Linked DNA regions of Homo sapiens: region 2 is linked to region 1. Evidence: read pairs that join two places in POLR2A ChIA-PET (ENCODE). Cell type or tissue: PC-9. All regions are shown on one strand. Links, peaks and the distances in the headings refer to the core of each region. The heading gives the core; the rest is flanking DNA.

The links. Peaks named below come from ENCODE experiments on the same cell type or tissue, not always from the same donor. Only the 100,000 strongest peaks of a DNase experiment are listed, where the experiment ranks them.
Region 2: POLR2A ChIA-PET joins it to region 1 with 7 read pairs; 4 of 35 experiments call an interaction of 5 or more read pairs at or near these places.

The regions. Positions count from the first base shown.
Region 1 is chr14:103,296,919-103,307,166 of GRCh38, reverse strand. It overlaps LOC105370686 (a long non-coding RNA gene), which reads left to right. Exons shown (of 3, transcript XR_944246.2): 2 at 7,263-7,462. Among named protein-coding and RNA genes, the nearest start is that of EIF5, 32 kb to the left of the region's middle. RefSeq lists an enhancer at 4,821-5,321. In PC-9, for the core only: CTCF peaks have their summits at 8,066 and 8,269; a DNase peak (open chromatin) is centred at 5,400; H3K27ac peaks cover 1,428 bases.
Region 2 is chr14:103,373,760-103,384,007 of GRCh38, reverse strand. It overlaps the pseudogene RPSAP5. Among named protein-coding and RNA genes, the nearest start is that of MARK3, 6.5 kb to the left of the region's middle. In PC-9, for the core only: no CTCF peak of the experiment used is centred there; DNase peaks (open chromatin) are centred at 3,047 and 6,127.

The DNA of each region.
Region 1 (10,248 bases), core at 1,032-9,031:
GCCGGGCGTGGTGGCTCACGCCTGTAATCCCAGCACTTTGGGAGGCCGAAGTGGGCAGATCACTTGAGATCAGGAGTTCAAGACCAGCCTGGCCAACATAGCGAAGCCCCATCTCTACTAAAAATGCAAAAATTAGCCAGGCATGATGGTGCACCCCTGTAATCCCAGGTACTCGGGAGGCTGAGGTGGGAGAATTTCTTGAACCTGGGAGGCAGAGGCTGCAGTGACCTGAGATTGTGTCACTGCATTAAAGCCTGGGTAACAGAGCAAGACCCCATAGCCCCCCGACCCCCCCTCCAAAAAAATGTCCAGTCGTGGTGGCTCACGCCAGTAATTCTAGCACGTTGGGAGGCTGAGGTGGGTGGATCATGAGGTCAGGAGTTTGAGACCAGCCTGGCCAATATGGTGAAACCCCATCTCTACTAAAAATACAAAAAAAATTAGCCAGGTGTGGTGGCACGTGCCTGTAGTTCCAGCTACTGGGGAGGCAGAAGCAGAAGAATTGCTTGAACCCGGGAGGTGGAGGTTGCAGTGAGCTGAGATTGTGCCACTGCACTCGAGACTGGGTGACAGAGTGAGACTCCATCTCAAAATAAACAAACAAACAAAAAGAATATGCTAAATTGACTCTACCTCTGCTCTATAAATAGAACAATAAAGCCCGGATGACAGCACATCTGTTTGCAGTGTGGTTTTCTGAATATTTTAAGTCCATTGGTAAGACCTACTGCTCAGAAAAAAAAAAAAATTATTTCAAAATATTACTGCTCATAGACGATGCACCTCGTCACCCAAAAGCTCTGATGGAGATGTACAAGGGGATTAATATTGTTTTCATGCCTCCTCACACAACGTCCACTCTGCAAAGAGTGATTTTGACTTTCAAGTCTTGTTATTTAAGAAATACATTTCATAAGGCAATAGATAGTGATTCCTCTGGTGGATCTGGGCAAAGTCAACTGAAAAACTTCTGGAAAGGATTCACCATTCTAGATGCCATGAAGAAGATTTGTGATTCATGGGAAGAAGTCAAAATATCAACAAACATTGACAAGAGTTTGATTGGGTTTTTTGTTTGTTTGTTTGTTTGTTTTGTTTGAGACAGGGTTTCATTCCCATTGCCTATGCTGGAGTGCAACAGCGCAATCTCAGTTCACTGCAACCTCCTCCTCCCTGGCTCAAATGATTCTCCAAGCTCAGCATCCCGAGTAGCTACAGGTGCCTATCATCACACCTGGCTAATTTTTGTATTTCTGTATTTTTTGGCTGGGCTGGTCTCGAACCCCTGAGCTCAAGTGATCCACCTACCTCGGCCTCCTGTAATGCTGGGATTATAGGCATGAGCCACTGCGCCCAGCCAACATTGACAAAAGTTTGGAAGAAGTTGATTCCAACCTCATGGATGACTTTGAGGGGTTTGAGACTTCAGTGGAGGAAAGAGCTGTAGATGTGGTGGAAATAGCAAGAGAACTGGAATTAGAAATGACGCCTGAGGATGTGACTGAATTGCTATAATCTCATGAGAAAACTTTGAACAGATGAGGAGTTGCTTCTTATGAATGAGCGAAGAGAGTGGTTTCTTTAGATGGAAACTACTCCTAGTGATGATGCTGTGAACATTGTTGAAATGACTGCACAGGATTTAGGATATTACATAAATTCAGTTGATAAAGCAGTGGCAGGGTATGAGAGAATGGACTCCAATTTTCAAAGAAGTTCTACGGTGGATAAAATGCTATCGAACAGCATTGTATGCTGCAGAGAAATTTTTTTATGAAAGGAAGAGTCACTTTATGCAGCCAACTTCGTTGCTGTCTTATTTTAAGAAATTGCCATGGCCACCCCAACCTTCAGCAGCCACCACCCTGATCAGTCAGCAGCCATCAACATTGAGCCAAGACCCCCACCGGCAAGATGATTACCACTCACTGAATGTTCATGTGATTGTCTGCATGTTTTTTAGCAATTATATATATATATATAAAGATGTGATCTCTCTGTGTTGCCAGGCTGGTCTCAAACTCCTGGCCTCAAATGATCCTCCTGCCTCAGCCTCTCAAAATGCTGGGATTATAGGTGTGAGCCACTGCACCCAGCCAGAAATAAAAATATTTAAATTAAGGTATGTACTTTGTTTTTTTAGACACAATGCTATTGCACACTTAATAGACTATAAATAGACTATACTATAACGTAAGCATAACTTCTATATGCACTGGGAAACTGTGACTCACTTTCTTGTAGTATTAGCTTTATTGAGTGGTCTGGAACAGAACCTGCAGTATCTCTGAGGCGTCCCTGTTGGTCATTTGCAGAAGTAAGAATAAAGGGATGGTGAAATACAACTTCATTAGACATTTTAGAATGAAGACATAGCAAACTGAACTTTTTATTCCATGTTTGTGATTTTGAAGGTATATTGGTAGCATCCTTTGAATGCAACTGGCTACTTATCACCTGCCTTGCATGAGCCTGGAACTCATCCACCTTAAAAGTGCTAATTCCAGGTTTCAACTGCACTTCTAGGGGTGTCTAAGCTAACATTACTTTTCCTTCTTCTTGCACTGATGTTGTCAAAATGTGATATTTGGATGAACTTTTTGAAATCGTTGACACTTACAATTTTGTTGGAGACAGTGTGGCCATTTTCTTTGTTCCATGATTGCAAAACATTTTCATTTTTTGATCTATAAACACCCATTAGAATGATCAATTAATTTAAAATTTTGCATTATCTATTTCCTCTCAGTATCTTTGTATAAACACCTGCTTTTGGCATTTGTCCACTTATGAAATGTATCCCATTTTGTTCACAAACATCAAAAAATGTGAAAGTATACCATCATACATCCTTTTAGAAAAAATGCAGTGGTCCAAGTTCTTATTACAAAATATTGAGTGAAGTCTTGCCTGTTAATTGAATGCAAATTTTTTGTGTCATTAGAAATATGGATTTGAGAAAATTTGTCTGGGATATGGTCATCTGAATGCTCACTGAAATTTATCCCATTTGATTGATTTCACCATCATCATTAGCCTCTGGCTAATGGGACAGAGTGGCTGTCTGTCCCTTCTACCATATATATATATATTTTTTTCTTTTAAAGAGACAGGGTCTTGCTCTGTCACCCAGGCTGGAGTGCAGTGGTGTGATCATAGCTCACTGTAGCCTCTAGCTCCCAGGCTCAGGCAATCCTCCCACCTCAGCCTCTGGAGTATCTGGGACTACAGGCATGCACCACCACACCTGGACAATTTTTCTTTTCCTTCCTTCCTTTCTTCCTTCCTTTCTTTCTTTTTTTTTTTTTTTTGAGGTGGGGTTTTGTCATGTTGCCCAGGCTGGTCTCGAACTCCTAGGCTCAAGCAACCCACCCACCCCAGCCTCCCAAAGTGCTGGATTACAGGCCTGAGCCATGGAGCTTGGCCTTCCCCTAGCTGCTTCTTCTTCTTCTTCTTCTTTTCTTTCTTTTTTTTTGAGATGGAGGCTTGCTGTGTCTCCTAGGCTGGAGTGCAGTGGTGTGATTTCAGCTCACCACAACCTCTGCCTCCCAGGTTCAAGCAATCCTCCCACCTCAGCCTCCCAAGTAGCTGGGATTACAGGCATTCACCATCACGCCTGGCTCATTTTTGTATTTTAAGTAGAGATGGGTTTGGCCATGTTGGCCAGGCTGGTCTCAAACTCCTGGCCTCAAGTGATCCGCCCACCTCAGCCTCCCAAAGTGCTGGAATTACAGGCATGAGCCACTGTGTTGGGCCTTCCCCCGCTTCTAATTGCCTATAATTATGAATGTCTCCCTCAGTCAACTTTCTTCTCCTTGCTGTTATGGGTGAAAAATGAAAAATTCAGAATGCTTGATTGTATTGTTCAATAAGAGTGAAACAAAGGAAAGCCTGTCATCTCCAGAATTATCTTCTACCTTCTTGAAAGTTGATGCAATACTGTTAGCAATGTAGTGAGAAAACGGAAGGATACTGTGGCAGAGATGGTTTATTTCATTCTGCTTTTTAGGCAAGTGCATCAGCTTTTCATTTTTTTGTTATTTTAGTCTCTTTTAGCATAACTGGAAATACTTAAATGAGTGATGATGAAATAATTCTCAGGATGATGAAATAGAAAAATATTTCAAGATACAGGAAAAATAAGATTCCTGATTCCAAAATATATCTTAGATTTACAAAAGGCTTGAACCAATCCCTGTAGGAATTGCAAGACAGAATGGGTTTTGTTCTGTAGAAGGTCTCTAAGACAGAATAAAATTCACAAACTATTAATCCTTATACAGTGCTAGAACTACTCAAAAAGTAAACTAAAAAAATAAAAATAGGCCAGGAGTGGTGGCTCACGCCTATAATCCCAGCACTTTGGGAGGCTGAGGCGGGCAGATCACTTGAGGTCAGGAGTTCAAGACCAGCCTGACCAATAGGGTGAAACTCCACTTCTACTAAAAATACAAAAAAATTAGCTGAGTGTGGTGTTGCATGCCTGTAATCCCAGCTACTCAGGAGGCTGAGGCAGGAGAATCACTTGAACCTGGGAGGCAGAGGTTGCAGTGAGCCAAGATTGTGCCACTGCGCTCCAGCCAGGGCAACAAGAGTGAAACTCTGTCTCCAAAAAAAAAAAAAAAAAAAAAAAAAAGAACTCACTGGACCCTGCTGGTAAATTGAAGATTAATATCATTGAATATCCAACTGCCACATTAAATGTACCAAGTACCAAATTAAATTGCTCTGTTCAAAAAAACGTCTTTTTATAGTTGAGTTACTTAAATCAGGATCTAAATAAGATCTGCTCACGGTATGCACTGCCGTCTTGAGGTCCTTTGAAAGTGTCTTTTAATTTAGAACTGTCACCCCTCCTTAGTTTAATGCCATTGACTCATTAAAGAAACTGGGTCAGTTGTCCCGTACATGTCCCACATTTTGGATTTGACTGATTCCCTTCTCACAAGGTCATGGACCTGCCCCATATTTCCTGGAGTCTGCATTGGATCGAGGCTCAGTTTTGTCTTTGGTGGTGGTGGCAGGGGCTCCTCACCCCTGCCTGGCTGCACTGGTCTGCATAGAGGTCTTCTCTCCCTCCTGTGCCCTCACTCTGCCTGATCTGCCAAGGGGCCGGGAGTGGTTGGCTAGGGCCCGGCTGCTCCCACCTCCTTTCTGTGTTGGGGAGTAGGTGCTGGCTTAGAGCCCAGAGCTCTGGGTTTGGGCCTGGCCTTGCTACCCACCAGTTTGGGTTGGGCTTTAGTGTCCTTACCTGTATCCTGGGAATTATGTTACTTGTCCTGTTTACCACTCAGAGTTCTTGTAGGGATAAAAAAAAAAAAAAAAAAAAAGGACTTAAAAGGCTTTGGAAGCCATCAAGAGCTAATTAGGGTGCTGATGATTCTCCCCCTTAGCTCTGCAATGCAGGACTCCCTCATCCTGCCCCGCCCGGACAGCTCACCTCCTGCGTCCTGCCTCCTGCCCCCTCACCCCGCCCTGAGCACCCGGCTGTGTCCAGGGCTGATCTTTGCTGTGCACCCCACGTGCTGCTGGGGGTTCTGTAGTAGGCTTCAGGCCCTGGATGAGGCCAGGCTGAGAACCGCTGGTTGACACAGATACAGACCACTGGGTGGGCATCAGGGTGCTTGCTGCTGGGATACAGGAATATTTTGGGGCAAAACTCTAGGAAGCCTGTTTATAAAAGGCTGCTCCATTTTGGCCTGCAGAGAAATGAACTTTTGGCATATGAGTTTGGAATCTGGAGGAAGAGAAGCTTAACTGACTTCTGAAGCAATTTTTGGAGCTTTGTATTGGAATATGAAATACATACAGAGAACCGCAGGTACCTAAGTGTGGCCCCATGACCACTCATACACCGACCACTTTGGAGGAACTGGCACCCACATCGGGAAACAGAACATCACACCCCCTCTCAGAAGCCCCCTTTACGCCCTGTGCTCGGTGCCCTGCTGGTGATCACTATCCTGATGTTCCCGAAGCATTTTAAAGGCTGGTTGTGATGAACTATAAAGATGGTTGGACTGTGCTCAAAGCAGATCCAGCCAGTCCCTCCCTGTCATCAAGTCCCATGAATGTGCCCTTCCCGCCAGACTTCTCAGCACTGCAGTTCCCCAGGGGGCTCACCTTTCTCAAAAGTGAACTAGGAATGCTTTATTTCTCTAGAAAGGATTTGTTTATACCGAAAGCCAGGAAGTTTGGTTAGGTGGCAGCAGAAGTAGGCGAGTGAATAGGATGTGTGATTGGAGGTCAGCATGGCTGGGCTCTAAAGAGGGTAGGCGTGTGTCCCCCCACACTCGGCCTGGTCCACTCCTGTGTGTGCTTGTGTGCTCATGTCTGTGCATGTGTGTGCATCGTCTTCGTGACCAGCCAGCAGGTGGAAAGCAAGTGCCTCTTCTGTGCCAGGCATCTGTGTTAGCTGCACACACCAAGATGACTCTGATCATCCCTGCTGTTGAAGGGCTACTGTCTAATGGGAGAAGCAGGCATGTGGACACACTGGCTTGGTGTTGACGAACAGCAGAATGGAATGTCAGACTAACCTGCATCCAAAGCCTACTATTAGGTTGGTGCAAAAGTAATCGTTGTTTTTGCCATTACTTCCAACGGCAAAAAACGCAATTGCTTTTGTTTTTTGTTTGCTTTTTTTTTTTTTTTTTGAGACAGGATCTCACTCTGTGTCCCAGGCTGGAGTGCAGTGGCATGATCTCGGCTCACCGCAATCCTGGGTTGAAGCGATTCTCCTGCCTTAGCCTCCCCAGTAGCTGGGATTACAGACATGCGCCACCACTCCCGGCTAATTTTTGTATTTTTAGTAGAGACAGGGTTTCACTGTGTTGGCCAGGCTGGTCTCGAACTCCTGACCTCAAGCAATCTGCCTGCCTCAGCCTCCCAAAGTCGTGGGATTACAGGTGTGAGCCACCGTGCCTGGCCAAAAACCACAATTACTTTTGCACCAAGCTAATAGTTGCTGGGAGGACTGGAGAAAATAATGCATATGAAAGGCTTTTCGTAGTACCTGGCCTATACTAAGCCCTCTGCAAACGCTGGTTGCCATCATTCTTTCTTTCTTTTTTTTCTTTCTTTCTTTTTTTTTTTTTTTTTGAGATGGAATCTCACTCTGTCATCCAGGCTAGAGTGCAGTGCAATCTCGGCTCAGTGCAACCTCCGCCTCCCAGGTTCAAACGATTCTCCTGCCTCAGCCTCCCAAGTAGCTGCCACCACAGTTGCCTACCACCAAGCCTGGCTAATTTTTATATTTTTAGTAGAGACGGGGTTTCACCATGTTGGCCAGGCTGGTCTCGAATTCCTGACTTCAAGTGATGGGCCTGCCTCAATGTCCAAAATTGCTGGGATTCCAGGAGTGAGCCACCACGTCCGGTCCTGCCATCATTCTTAACAAGAGCGCCCCCACCATCGTCCAGGGAGAGATGGAATATCCAGAGAAGAACAGAGCTCACAGAAGGTATGGAAATGGTGCAGAGCTTCCTGTCCTGGGGTCTGTTGACAGAATTCAGGGGTTCCATGAGTGCAGGGGAAACTTGTATCTTTAGTCTCACTAATTTCTACCTGAAATCTAGCATTTTCTTTAATCACGAACATAGGCAACAAACCAGAGTAGTATTAGCAGGGTCCCTGAGTTTGTTACCATCACAGACATTGTCCTGCTGCGTTTCAGTTGTAGCAGATCTAGAAGTGTCAGTGAGGCTCACCATTTGAACCCATAGCAGCTATTAGATCAGCCATAGACCTGCCTAATAACAGTAAAGATCATTATATCACCCAGTTACTGTTTTAAAAACACTTGGTAATATTTTCAATATATTTGGTTTCATTTGTAACCTTATGTATTTTATGTTATGCTGTATAAATGGTACCCTGAAAAGGGCTCTATAGTTTTTACTACATTGGCAAAGGGGTCCAGAGCACAAGATCCAGAATCCGTCTGGTGGGGAAGGGAAGGATTCCTTTGTGGGGCAGGCAGGGCATGTCAGGAAGGCTTCACTGTGTGGAGGAGCCTTACACAGGGTTTTTTTTTTTTGTTTCTTGAGACAGTCTCACTCTGTCACCCAGGCTGGAGTGCAGTGGTGTGATCACAGCTCACTGCAGCCTCTAACTTCCAGGCTCAAGCGATCCTCCCACTGTAGCCTCCCAAGTAGCTGAGACTACAGGCGTGCACCACCACACTCAGCTAATTTTTAATTTTTTTTTTTTGGTAGAGATGGGGTTTTGCTACATTGCTCATGCTGGTCTTGAACTCCTGGGGTCCAGTGATCCTCCTGCCTTGGCCTCCCAAAGTGCTGGGATTAGAGGCTTGAGCCACCACACCTGGCCCCCTATTGGCTTTATGGAGAATATAAAACTTGTCCCTTTTTGTCATGAAAAAGCCATCTGGTGGCTGTCCTTAGCTCCAGGCCTGGCTCCCAGTCAGTGACTCTGACCCACAGGGAACTAAACCCACCTAGAAAGGGACATGGATTTGCAATGCCTAATTGAGTATTTTAATTTAGTCCTATGATATTTTAGTTTGAAACTAAAAGGAATTTAGTAAAGGGAGTGTGGCCAATGTTTAAGGACCAAAGACCTAGGGAATGTTTTGTTTGTTATTCAATTGCAGTATTTGAAGCAATTAAATATATAATTTAAAAGGTTTAAGAGTTCTCATTTAAACCAGCTTGTAAATGAGACTGAACGTAAACCACAAGCCCCTCTGTAAACAGTTGTTAGAACTGGCTGGATTTATCCACAGCATGGTCAGGTTTTTAAGCTGATCTTCAACACTTAAGGAAAAACTAGGTTTTTAAGTGTAGAACTTTAATACCTTAAATATATATATTTTAAAACCGAAGTAACTGCCACTAGTCATTTATGTGCACAGAAGTCTTTCTTTCTGTTTTTTTTTGGCTCACTGCAGCCTCCGCCTCCTGGGTTCAAGCGATTCTCCTGCCTCAGCCTCCTCAGTAGCTGGGACTACAGGTGTCTAGCACCATGCTTGGCTAATTTCTGCAGTAGAGACGGGGTTTCACCATGTAGGCCAGGTGGTCTCAAACTCCTGACCCCAAGTGATCCTCCCGCCTCAGCCTCCCGAGGTGCTGGGATTATAGGTGTGAGCCAGCACACCCGGCCTGCAGAAGTCTTTTTTTTTTTTTTTTTTGAGACAGAGTCTTGCTCTGTCGCCCAGGCTGGAGTGCAGTGCCGTGATCTCGGCTCACTGCAAGCTCCGCCTGGCGGGTTCACGCCATTCTCCTGCCTCAGCCTCCCGAGTACCTGGGACTACAGGCACCCACAACCACGCCCGGCTAATTTTTTTTTTGTATTTTTAGGAGAGACGGGGTTTCACCGCATTAGCCAGGATGGTCTCGATCTCTTGACCTTGTGATCCGCCCGCCTCAGCCTCCCAAAGTGCTGGGATTACAAGCGTGAGCCACTGCGCCCGGCCAGAAGTCATCTTTAAACATCTTTAAACCTCTTCCTGTGGCATCCGCAGGCCCTTGAGATGCTCATCCGAATCTGCTCACCCGTGGGCCTTGGAAGGAGGAGGCTGAATTCCTCCCAGCTGTGGCTTCCCCTGTGGAATGGGATACTCCAGGTCTCCTGGCCTAAGGAAGCGGGGGCTGGGACTCACTGAAGGCTGTAACATTGGGTTGGGGGTTACAACCAGCAGTTTTAAAAAAACGGAGTAGAACTAGGGTTACCAGGTGAATTACAGGATACCCAGTCATATCTGCATTTCAGATAAGTAACTTTTTTAAAGTGTGTATGTCCCAAATATTCTATGGGGTGGAACACACTAAAAAAAAAGTATTTACCTGAAATTCAAATAGCAGGTGTCCTGTATTTGTATTGCTCAATCTGGCAATCCTAAGTAGAATGGAAGAGAAAGTGTGGGAAGGGGCCAGGGCGTGCAGGGGAAATGTGATTGCCTGTGCATTTGTGGGCATGTATTGTAAATACCCACGTGTTTCTTAACTGTGGGTTGGAGCCAGCAGTGAGAAGCCGCTGTCCCTAGTGGTTGTGAGGGCTACGTGTGAGGCTGCCGCAAAGCCGCTTAACAGCGCCCGGGGAGTAACGGGGGCTCACGCCTGTAATCCCAGCACTTTCGGAGGCCAAGGCGGGTGGATCACCTGAGGTCAGGGGTTTGAGACCAGCCTGGCCAACATGGTGAAGCCCTGTCTCTACTAAAAATAAAAAAAATTAGCCTGACATGGTTGCACGTGCCTGTAATCCCAGCTACTTGGGAGGCTGAGGCAG
Region 2 (10,248 bases), core at 1,320-9,319, 77 kb before region 1:
TCCTGCCTCAGCCTCCCGAGTAGCTGGGACTGCAGGTGCCCACCACCATGCCTGGCTAATTTTTTTTGTATTTTTAGTAGAGATGCGGTTTCACCGTCTTAGCCAGGATGGTCTCGATCTCCTGACCTTGTGATCTGCCCGTCTCGGCCTCCCAAAGTGCTGGGATTACAGGCGTGAGCCACTGCGCTCGGCCAAATATATGTATCTTTAAACGCCAGATTCACTCCCAGAGAGGCCAGAGGCTCCCAATGTTAAAACACCTGAGGACTAAGGTAACACTCAGGGCTCCCATCTAACCCTCAGAGAGGAGTGGTCAGGGGGCCAAGAGTGGTTCTATTTAAAATGTGAATAGGGGCCGGGCGCGGTGGTTCACGCCTGTAATCCTAACACTTTGGGAGGCCGAGGTGGGCGGATTGCCTGAGCTCAGGAGTTTCAGACCAGCCTGGCCAACATGGTGAAACCCCATCTCTGCTAAAATACAAAAAATTAACCAAGCACGGTGGTGTGTGCCTGTAGTCCCAGCTACTAAGGAGGCTGAGGTGAGAGAATCTCTTGAACCTGGGAGGCAGAGTTGAAGTGAGCGAAGATCAGCCCACTGCACTCCAGCCTGAGCAACAGAGCAAGACTGCGTCTCAAAAAACAAAATAAAGTAAAATAAAATGTGAATAGGGAGACGGCATGCACATCTGTAATCCCAGCTACTTGGGGGCCTGAGGTGGGAGGGTCACTTGAGCCCAGGAGTTGGAGACCAGCCTGGGCAACAGAGTGAGACCTTGTCTCTACAAAAACTTAAAAAAAAAAAAAAGGCAGAAGGATGATGCCCACTGCACTCCTGCCTGGGAGACAGAGCAAGAACATGCCTCAGAAATAAATAAATAAGTAAATAAATAAATAAAGTTATTCTCTTTCTCCTTCTGGCCAAGAGGAGTTAGTGGAATTCCATTAGTTAAATGTGTGCTTCACACACTTCAACTGCAATGTTGGTTATGATAAGACGGGGTGAGCATAAGTGTTGTGGGAGACCCAAGCAGGGACATTTAGCTCAACTCGGGGGTTTGGATCAGGGAAGGCTTCCTGGGGGAGAGGATGTTTATGCTGAGTCTAAAAGCATGAGCAGAGTTAGCTGTGGGAGGATGGGTAGAAAGGACAGTTCAAGCAGAAGGATGGCCTGATGAGCACCGCAATGAGAAGCCACACGGTGGGTCTGGGTAAATATCAGGAGAGTGAGCGGTGAGAAGTGAGACTGCAGAAGGCCGGAGCCAGGCAGGGTTTGGACAGAGCATGGCACCTGGTTCTGCATCCCATCCTGATGACAGTTGGGAAAACACCCCAGAAAGGGTTTCAGCCTCAGGCAGAAGCTGCGAGAAAGTGTATGGGAAGTTCAGAACAGTCCCCATTGGCCAGAGAAGTAGCTGGGGGAGGAGGTTGCCACCCAGATGCTTTTCTCACCCAAGCCACATATGAAATAATGAGTCAGCGAATGCCAAAAGTTAGGAAATGAAGATAATAGTACTTAACTCAAGATGCTTCTGGGTTTTGTAAAAGCTAGAATTAAACGCCTTGAACTTTTCCTTGCACTTATGTTAAATGACATCATGACACTATAAAGAGTGGGAGATGGGTGTGTGTGTTTCTTTTTTCTTCTTTCTTTCTCTCTTTCTTTCTTTCTCTTTGTCTCTTTCTTGCCCTGCCTGCCTGCCTTTTTCTCTCTTTCCTCCCTCCCTCCCTCCCTTCCTCTCTCTTTTTCCCCTTCCTTCCTCCCTCCCTCCCTCCCTCCCTTCCATCCATCCTTCCTTCCTTCCTTCCTTCCTTCCTTCCTTCCTTCTTCCTTCCTTCCTTTGTTGTTGCTTGAGCCAGACAGGGTCTTGCTCTCTTGTCCAGGCTGGGGCACTGTGGTGTGATCATAGCTCACTGCAGCCTTGAACTCCGGGGCTCAAGTGATTCTTTGCCTCAGCCTCCTGAATAGCTAGGACTACAGGTATGCACCACCATACCTAGGTAATTTATTTTTAGAGACCAAGTCTTGCCCAGACTGAACTTCCGGCCTCAAGCAACCCTCCCATCTCTGCCTCCCAAGGTGCTGGGATTACAGGTGTGATCCACTGCGCCTAGCCACCTGGGTGTGTGAATTACAAGCAAAAAAGAAAAGGAGAGGAAGAGAAGAAACAGTAAAGTATTGTTCTGTCCAAAGGACTCTCTGTGGCCCAGAATTATGTGCATCTATGGTCTGGAAGGAATAGAGAGGAGGGTTTGGAAGTTGTCCTTGGAATGCCTTCTTCAATCCCTTTTCATATTTCTTGTTTCCTGTCTTCATATTAAAATAGTTTCTACCTTGGGGCCCCAAGCTGAAAAGATATAACTAAATTTACTAAGATGTATATGTGCATAAGCAATACTTACTTTCATGGCAAGAAGGAAGGCACCATGAGACATCAGAAGCTAGAGATAATCTAGCCCTACTATGTCCCTGTGGGACAGACGAGAAACTGAGTCTCAAAGCCATTAGGATAGCTGCTACCAAAAAAGCAGAAAATAACAAATTTTGGCAAGAACGTGGAGAAATTGGAAACTGTGCACTGTTGGTGGGGATGTAAAATGGTGCAGCTTCTATGGAAAGCAGTATTATGCTTCTTGAAAAAAATTAGAAATAGAATTACCATAGGATCTAATAATCCCACATCCAGATAGATACCCAAAAGAATTGAAAACACAGTCTCAAGGAAATATCTGCACAGTCATGTTCATGGCAGCATTATTCACAATAGCTAAAATGTGAAAGCAAACCAAGTGTCCATCCATAGATGAATGGCTAAACAAAATGTGGTATGTCCATACAATGGAATATTATTCAACCTTAAAAAGAGGGGAAATTCTGACATTAGCTACAACACAGATGAAACTTGAGGACATTATGATGAGTGAAATAAGTCAAACACAAAAGGACAAATTCTGTATGATCCCTCTTCTATGAGTTACCTGGAGCAGTCAAATGTATTGAGACAGAAAGCAGAATGGTGGTGCCAGTGGGGAGGAGGAAATAGAGAGTTCTTGCTTAATAGGGAGAGTTTCCGTTTGGAAAGAAAAGAGACATGAGGACAGATTGCACAACAGTATGAATGTACTCAATGCCACTAAACTGTACACTTAAAAATGGTTAAGATGGTTAAGATGGTTTTATGTTATATGTTGTTACCACAATTTTATTTATTCATTTTTGAGATAGGGCCTCACTTTGTCACCCAGGCTGGAGTGCCGTGGCACAATCACAGCTCACTGCAGCCTCAAACTTCGGGGCTCAAGTGATCCTCCTGCCTTAGTTTCCAAAGTAGCTGGGTCCACAGGCATGTACCACCATGCCTAGCTAATTTTTTGTATTTTTTTTTTTTTTTTGTACAGATGAGGGTTTGCCATTTTGCCCAGGCTGGTCTCGAACTCCTGGCCTCATGCAATGCTCCCACCTTAGCCTCCCAAAGTGCTGGGATTACAGGCAGGAGCCACTATACTCAGCCTGCAATTTTAAAAACAAATAAAGAAATGAAGTCAAAGCTTCAGAAGCTTTGTCTGAAGCTGCACAACTAGTTAGCAACAGAGCCAGAATGGGGGTCCAAATCTCCCAAGCTCCAGCAGACGCCCCCCATATACACTATCACCAGAAAGTATCTGGGTCCCCGATGGCAGCTTCAAGCACCTGCACTAGCAGTGAGATTGCCATCCTCCTGATTTCTTCTGCAAAAAAATAAGCACCTGCTTGTTGCACCCACTACAGTTGGGTTGTGTGTTACTGCCTAGCTTGATCCTAACCAGTACCATCATGCTAAGTGTCACATCTGCTGATCCACAGGCCTGTGCTCTCTGCACCACATCTAGTTTGGACGAACATGGAAAGGCTGCTGCAGGCTTGTCACCCCATCACAGCCCTCACAAACACAACTCCTCTACCAGAGAGTGGGAACTACTGGGACCCGGGAGCCATTCCTCAGTGTGTGTGTGTGTGTGTGTGTGTGTGTGTGTGTGTGTGTGTGTGCGTGTTTGTACGCAGATATGTTGCAGACCAAGAGCTGAACACTGAGAATATGTAAAGCCACAGAGATGGAGAAAAGCAGAGTGTGATAATTATGAGACATTGCAGTCATCATGCTTGGTGAGGGGAAAGAGGAGGGGCCGGGCAGTAGGTGTTCCTGGGACATTCCAGGTAGGCCCCAGATGCTTTGAGTCTTTGGGAAATATGAGGTCCATTTGGACTCCATGCCAGGCTGCTCCCCCCACACCGGGGATGAGGGCAGACAAGCTGCTATTCTTTTAATTTACCCTCCAGTCCCCTTCTTCACTCCAGCGGGGTCCTGTTGCCCTCTGTGAGCCCTGCTTCAAGGCCCAGAAGGCACCCCAGGAATTCTCACTTCCAAGATTGTGTTCCTGCCATTCACTCACCTGGAAAGGCTCCCCTGCCTGCCCAAAGCCTCCCTGCTGTTATGCAGCCATCCTCTCATCCTGTCCTCATCCAGGGTCCTTGTCCTTGTCCTGGCTTCTTCCCTGAAGACTCTGCAGACCAGCCCCCAGGGTGGCCCGCCCCTCCTTGGCTTTTCCTGCCTGAGGTCACAGTACATTTATTGAGCTCCAGCTGTGTACCTGGCACAAGACACCTATGCTAGGACCCCCTAACTCTCCAACAGCCTGTGAGACGTCAATGGGCACGTGAGAGGCGACTGACTGAGACTCAGGAGGGGCTGTAACTCTTCCAACGTCAGGAGCAAGCAAAGGGAGAGCCAGGACTGGGCTCCAAGGCCGAAACTCTGCAATTGATCCTTTCATTCCTGGTCAGTGGAGAGCCCTCGAACCTCCTGTGCTTAGGTCAGTGTGGGTGGGGCCCAGCTGAAAACTCAGTAGAGCTGCATCAGTGATTCTCCACCTTCTGGCTTCCAGTACCCCAGCCTTTCCAGATAGCTCTGGATGGAACGCCTCTCGGGAAGAACATGGGCGCCCCCGCCTTCCTAAACACACTATTCTGAAAAATCGTGTCAGCTTTTCCCACAGCTCAAAGGTGTCCTTTTACCACGTCCCATGCTTCACCGCAGTGTAGAGATGGCCCTGGGGGATGCAGGAGAGAAAGAGCCATTTGCCCCTGCAGTAATTCTCCAGCTCTCGGATCTGCTGAAGATGATTGATCCCCATCTAGTTCTAGATCGGTCAGTCCCCATCTAGATCGGTCAGCCGCCTCTCACGCACACATACACAGTTGTCATTACCAGATTCTGGTAGCGTAGCCCTCTGGAGCCTGCCCTGTCCCATGACCCACTCTGCTCTGAGCTGGGAAAACCCACTGTCTGGAACTATATCTAAAGGTCTAGGGAGACCACAGTGGTGAGGCAGAGGCAAGGGCTTTGGAGTTTGAACTCTGACTATGACGCTGAATGCTGGGGGACCTTGGGCAAGTGACTTCATGTCCCTCAGGCAAGGTTTCTGAACCAGTCAAATGGGAATGGTAACAGCTACCACTCACAGTTGCTCTGGAGGTCCGTGGAGAAAATTCCCAGAGAGCACCAGCGCAGCAGGTGCAGAGTCCACCCTTCCAAAGCTCAGAGGACTCACCACCTCCTGGAGGGCTGCCCTTTCCACCTGTTCCCCAGAGAGGAGCACAGAGCTCAGAGTCTGTAGAACACAGATCAAGGCTTATTAGGCCACACAGCGTGGGGAGTTAGAGACTCACTCCTCCTCCCCGGTTTCCTCCTCCAGTTTTGCCTACCTCACTGAGTACTGAGCTCACGATAGGAGACGTAGAAGCCCTTGGTAAGGGATCCTGCAACACCAGATAAGGCGTTAGTGTTTTTATCATTGCCTGTGCTTTGCAGGCAAGGACTTGGAGATTCAGAAGGGCAAGAAGCCTTCTCAAGCTCACGGACAGAAAGCAGTGCCCTTAGACTCCAGTCTGCTGCTGGCTCTGACACCCACTGGCTGCAAGGCAGGTGGGTAAAAAAGGATAGAGAGAAAGAATAAGGGGGTGAATAGACTACCCCAGCACTCCTGGAGCCTCAGACCTGCCCATTATTGCAGGGTTGACCTATTAAAGTAAGCACATCTCCCAAATACAAACAGGTTTTTCCAAGACAATAAAGTCTAAGCTCTGCTTGAGGAAAGACCATTTCCTCCATTCCTTAGGCTGCTGCCCTACCCTTGGAGCCAGTTGGGCCTCACTGGGTGGAGTCATGAAAAGCCACATCAGCCTTCGGTGGCTGCCCCGCTACTCCTCTCTCCTTCCTTTGTTCCTTCCATCCACAGTGTTTATTGAGCACCTACTTTGGGCAAAGCTATGTTTGAAGCATTGAGGACATAGCTGTGAACAGAGAAAGTTCTTGCCCACTCTCAGGTCACAGGACACACATAGCAGAACTCATGCATAATATAATTTCAGGACAGGAGAACTGTAATTTAAAAATTTAATCAGGGGAGGGTGATACAGACTAAGCTCTTTGGTTTTAATTCAAATTTCTTTCTTTTTATTATTTATTTATTTTGAGATGGAGTCTCACTCTGTCACCCAGGCTGGAGTGCAGTGGCGCGATCTCGGCTCACTGCAAGCTCCGCCTCCTGGGTTCACACCATTCTCCTGCCTCAGACTCCCGAGTAGCTGGGACTACAGGCACCCGCCACCATGCCCGGCTAATTTTTTGTATTTTTAGTAGAGACAGGGTTTCACCGTGTTAGCTAGGATGGTCTCGATCTCCTGACCTTGTGATCTGCCTGCCTCGGTCTCCCAAAGTGCTGGGATTACAGGCATGAGCCACCACGTCTGGTCTCAAATTTCATTTTTTTCTTTTGTTCCTCAGTACACATAGTGCAAAATAAAAAGCTGCAAAGGAATACACAGTTAAAGCTTTTTTAACAGTTTATGTTTTTCAAAAACACCATAAAGAGGGTAAAAACGCAGGCCTCAAACTGGGAGAAGTTATAACTGATAAGGATTTAAATCCATACCATATAAGAAATGTCTATAATTGGCTGGCCACGGTGGCTCACACCTGTAATCCCAGCACTTTGGGAGGCCAGATCACCTGAGGTCAGGAGTTCGAGACCAGCCTGCCCCACATGGTGAAACCCCACCTCTACTAAAAATACAAAATTAGCCAGGTGTGGTGGTGTGCACCTGTAATCCCAGCTACTCAGGAGGCTGAGACAGGAGAATCACTTGAACCTGGCAGGCAGAGTTTGCAGTGCGCCGAGATCATGCCATTGCACTCCAGCCTGGGCAAAAAGAGCAAAACTCCATTACAAGGAAAGAAAAAGAAAGAAAGAAAGAAAGAAAGATCTATAATTTAATAAGATCAACAACCCAATAGAAATATAGGCAAAAGTCAACAACAGGCACTTGGGGGTTGATAAATAATAAGAACAAATACTTAAAGTCGTCTGTTATTGCAAATGCAAGCTATCTCAGTCCATTTTGGATGCTATAACAAACTACCGTAGACTGGGTGGCTTAAAAACAGCAAAAATTTATTCTCCACAGTTCTGGAGGCTGGGAAATCCAAGATCAAGGCCCTGGCAGACATAGTGTCTGGTGAGGGCTGGCTTTGTGTTCACAGATGGATAGCCATCATCTCACTGTGTCCTCACATGGCAGAAGGGGCGAATGAGCTCTCTGGGGCTCTTTTCTAGGAGGGATCCACCCTCCTGACCTCATTACCTTCCAAAGGCCTCACTTCTCGATACCATCAAACACTGGGGTTCAGTTTTCTTTTTTTGAGACAGAGTCTCACCCTGTCGCTGGAGTACAGTGGGGCTATCATGGATCACTGCAGCCTCAATCTCCCAGGCTCAGGTGATCCTCCCACCCCAGCCTCCCAGGCAGCTAGAACTACAGGCACTCACCACCATGCCCAGCAAATTTTTTTATATTTTTTGTAGAGACGGGTTTCCACCATGTTGCCCAGGCTGGTCTTGAACTCCTGGGCTCAAGTGATCCTCCAATCTGAGCATCCCAGTGCTGGGTTTATAGGCCTGAGCCACTGTGCCCAGCTGGGGTTTAGTTTTCAACATATGAATTTGGATGGACACAAACAATCTATAGCGCAAAGACCATAATAAGTTACCATGTACTGGCCACCAGATTGGCAAAAATGAAAAAGTCTGACAATATCAAGTGCTGCTGAGAATATGGAACAATGGGAACTTTTTATTGTCTTTTAGAGACAGGGTCTCACTCTGTTACCCAGGCTGGAGTGCAATGGCATGATCATAGCTCACTGCAGCTTCGAACTCCTAGGCTCCAGCAATCTTCCTGTCTCAACCTTCAAGTAACTAGCACTATGGGCATGAGCCATCATACCTGGCTAATTTTTTTTAAATTGTTTTTTGTAGAGATGAGATATCACTATGTTTCCCAGGCTGGTCTCAAACTCCTGGGCTCGAGCAATTCTCAGCCTCAGCCTCCCAAAGTGTTGGCATTACAGGCATGAGCTGCTGCCCCTGGCTTCAGTGGGCACTCTTAGACCCTGCTTGGGAGTGTAAGTTCAAGGTAAGAGCAGAAAATAGTGAAGCACAGTGCAAAGATCACATACTCAACAAAGCCAAAACTTAGTTCTTTGGCAAAAGCCAGTAAAATTGACATTTTGGACAACAATCTGACATTAGCAATTAAAGTTGAAGTTGTGTGGCCCCTACAACTGAGCAATTCCACCCAAAATATTTGCCCTAAAGAAACTCTCGGCTGGGCACAGTGGCTCATGCCTATAACCTCACACTTTGGGAGGCCGAGGCGTGGATGACCTGAGGTCAGGAGTTCAAGACCAGCCTGGCCAACATGGTGAAACACTTTCCCTACTAAAAATACAAAAAAATTAGCTGGGCATGGTGGCCCACGCCTGTAATCCCAGCTTCTCGAGAGGCTGAGGCAGAATCACTTGGACCTCAGAGGCGGTGGCTGTGGTGAGCCGAGATGGCGCCACTGCACTCCAGCCTGGGTGACGGAGTAAGATTCCATCTCAAAAAAAAAAAAAAAGAGAAAAAAACAGAAACTCCCGCTTTCCGCGCTACCCACAGAGGGGTCCATACGGCGTTGTTCTGGATTCTCACTGTAACTTAAAGGGAAACTTTCACAAGGTCCGGAGCTTTTGATGTCCTGCAAATGAAGGAGGAGCATGTCCTTAAGTTCCTTGTGGCAGGAACCCACTTAGGTGGCACCAAGCTTAACTTCCAGATGGAACAGTACATCTGTAAAAGGAAAAGTGATGGCATCTACATCATAAATCTGAGGAGGACCTGGGAGAAGCTTCTGCTGGCAGCTCGTGCCATTGTTGCCATTGAAAACCCTGCTGATGTTAGTGCCATATCATTCAGGAATACTGGCTAGACGGCTGTGCTGAAGTTTGCTGCTGCCACTGGAGCCACTCCAGTTGCTGGCCGCTTCACTCCTGGAACCTTCACTAACCAGATCCAGGCAGCCTTCCGGGAGCCACGGCTTCTTGTGGTTACTGACCCCAGGGCTGACCACCGGCCGCTCATGGAGGCATCTTATGTTAACCTACCTACCATTGCTCTGTGTAACACAGATTCTCCTCTGCACTATGGGGACATTGCCATCCCATGTGACAACAAGGGAGCTCACTCATTGGGTTTGATGTGGTGGACGCTGGCTCGGGAAGTTCTGCGCATGCGTGGCACCGTTTCCCGTGAACACCCGTGGGAGGTCATGCCTGATCTCTACTTCTACAGAGATCCTCAAGAGATTAAAAAAGAAGAGCAGGCTGCTGCTGAAAAGGCTGAGACGAAAGAGGAATTTCAGGGTGAATGGACTGCTCCAGCTCCTCAGCTGCTACTCAGCCTGAGGTTGCAGACTGGTCTGACGGCGTTTAGGTGCCCTCTGTGCCTATTCAGAAGTTCCCTACTGAAGACTGGAGGGCTCAGCCTGCCACGGAAGACTGGTCTGCAGCTCCCACTGCTCAGGCCACTGAAGGGGTAGGAGCAACCACTGAATAGTCTTAAGCTGTTCTTGCACGGGCTCTTCAGCAACATGGAAATAAGGTTGATGGAAAATAGACATCAGTTTCTAAAAAAAAAAAAACAACTCTCAAACATATGCACGGGAACATGTATAAGAATAGTCGTAACACTACAGTTTGTTATAGAAACACACTGGAAACAATTCAAATGTCCATTATCCGTACGAATACAGAAAATGGCATATTAGCACAAAGAAATAGTATATAACAGAGAGAATAATTTTTACAGCTACACACAATGTGAATGCATCTCAGT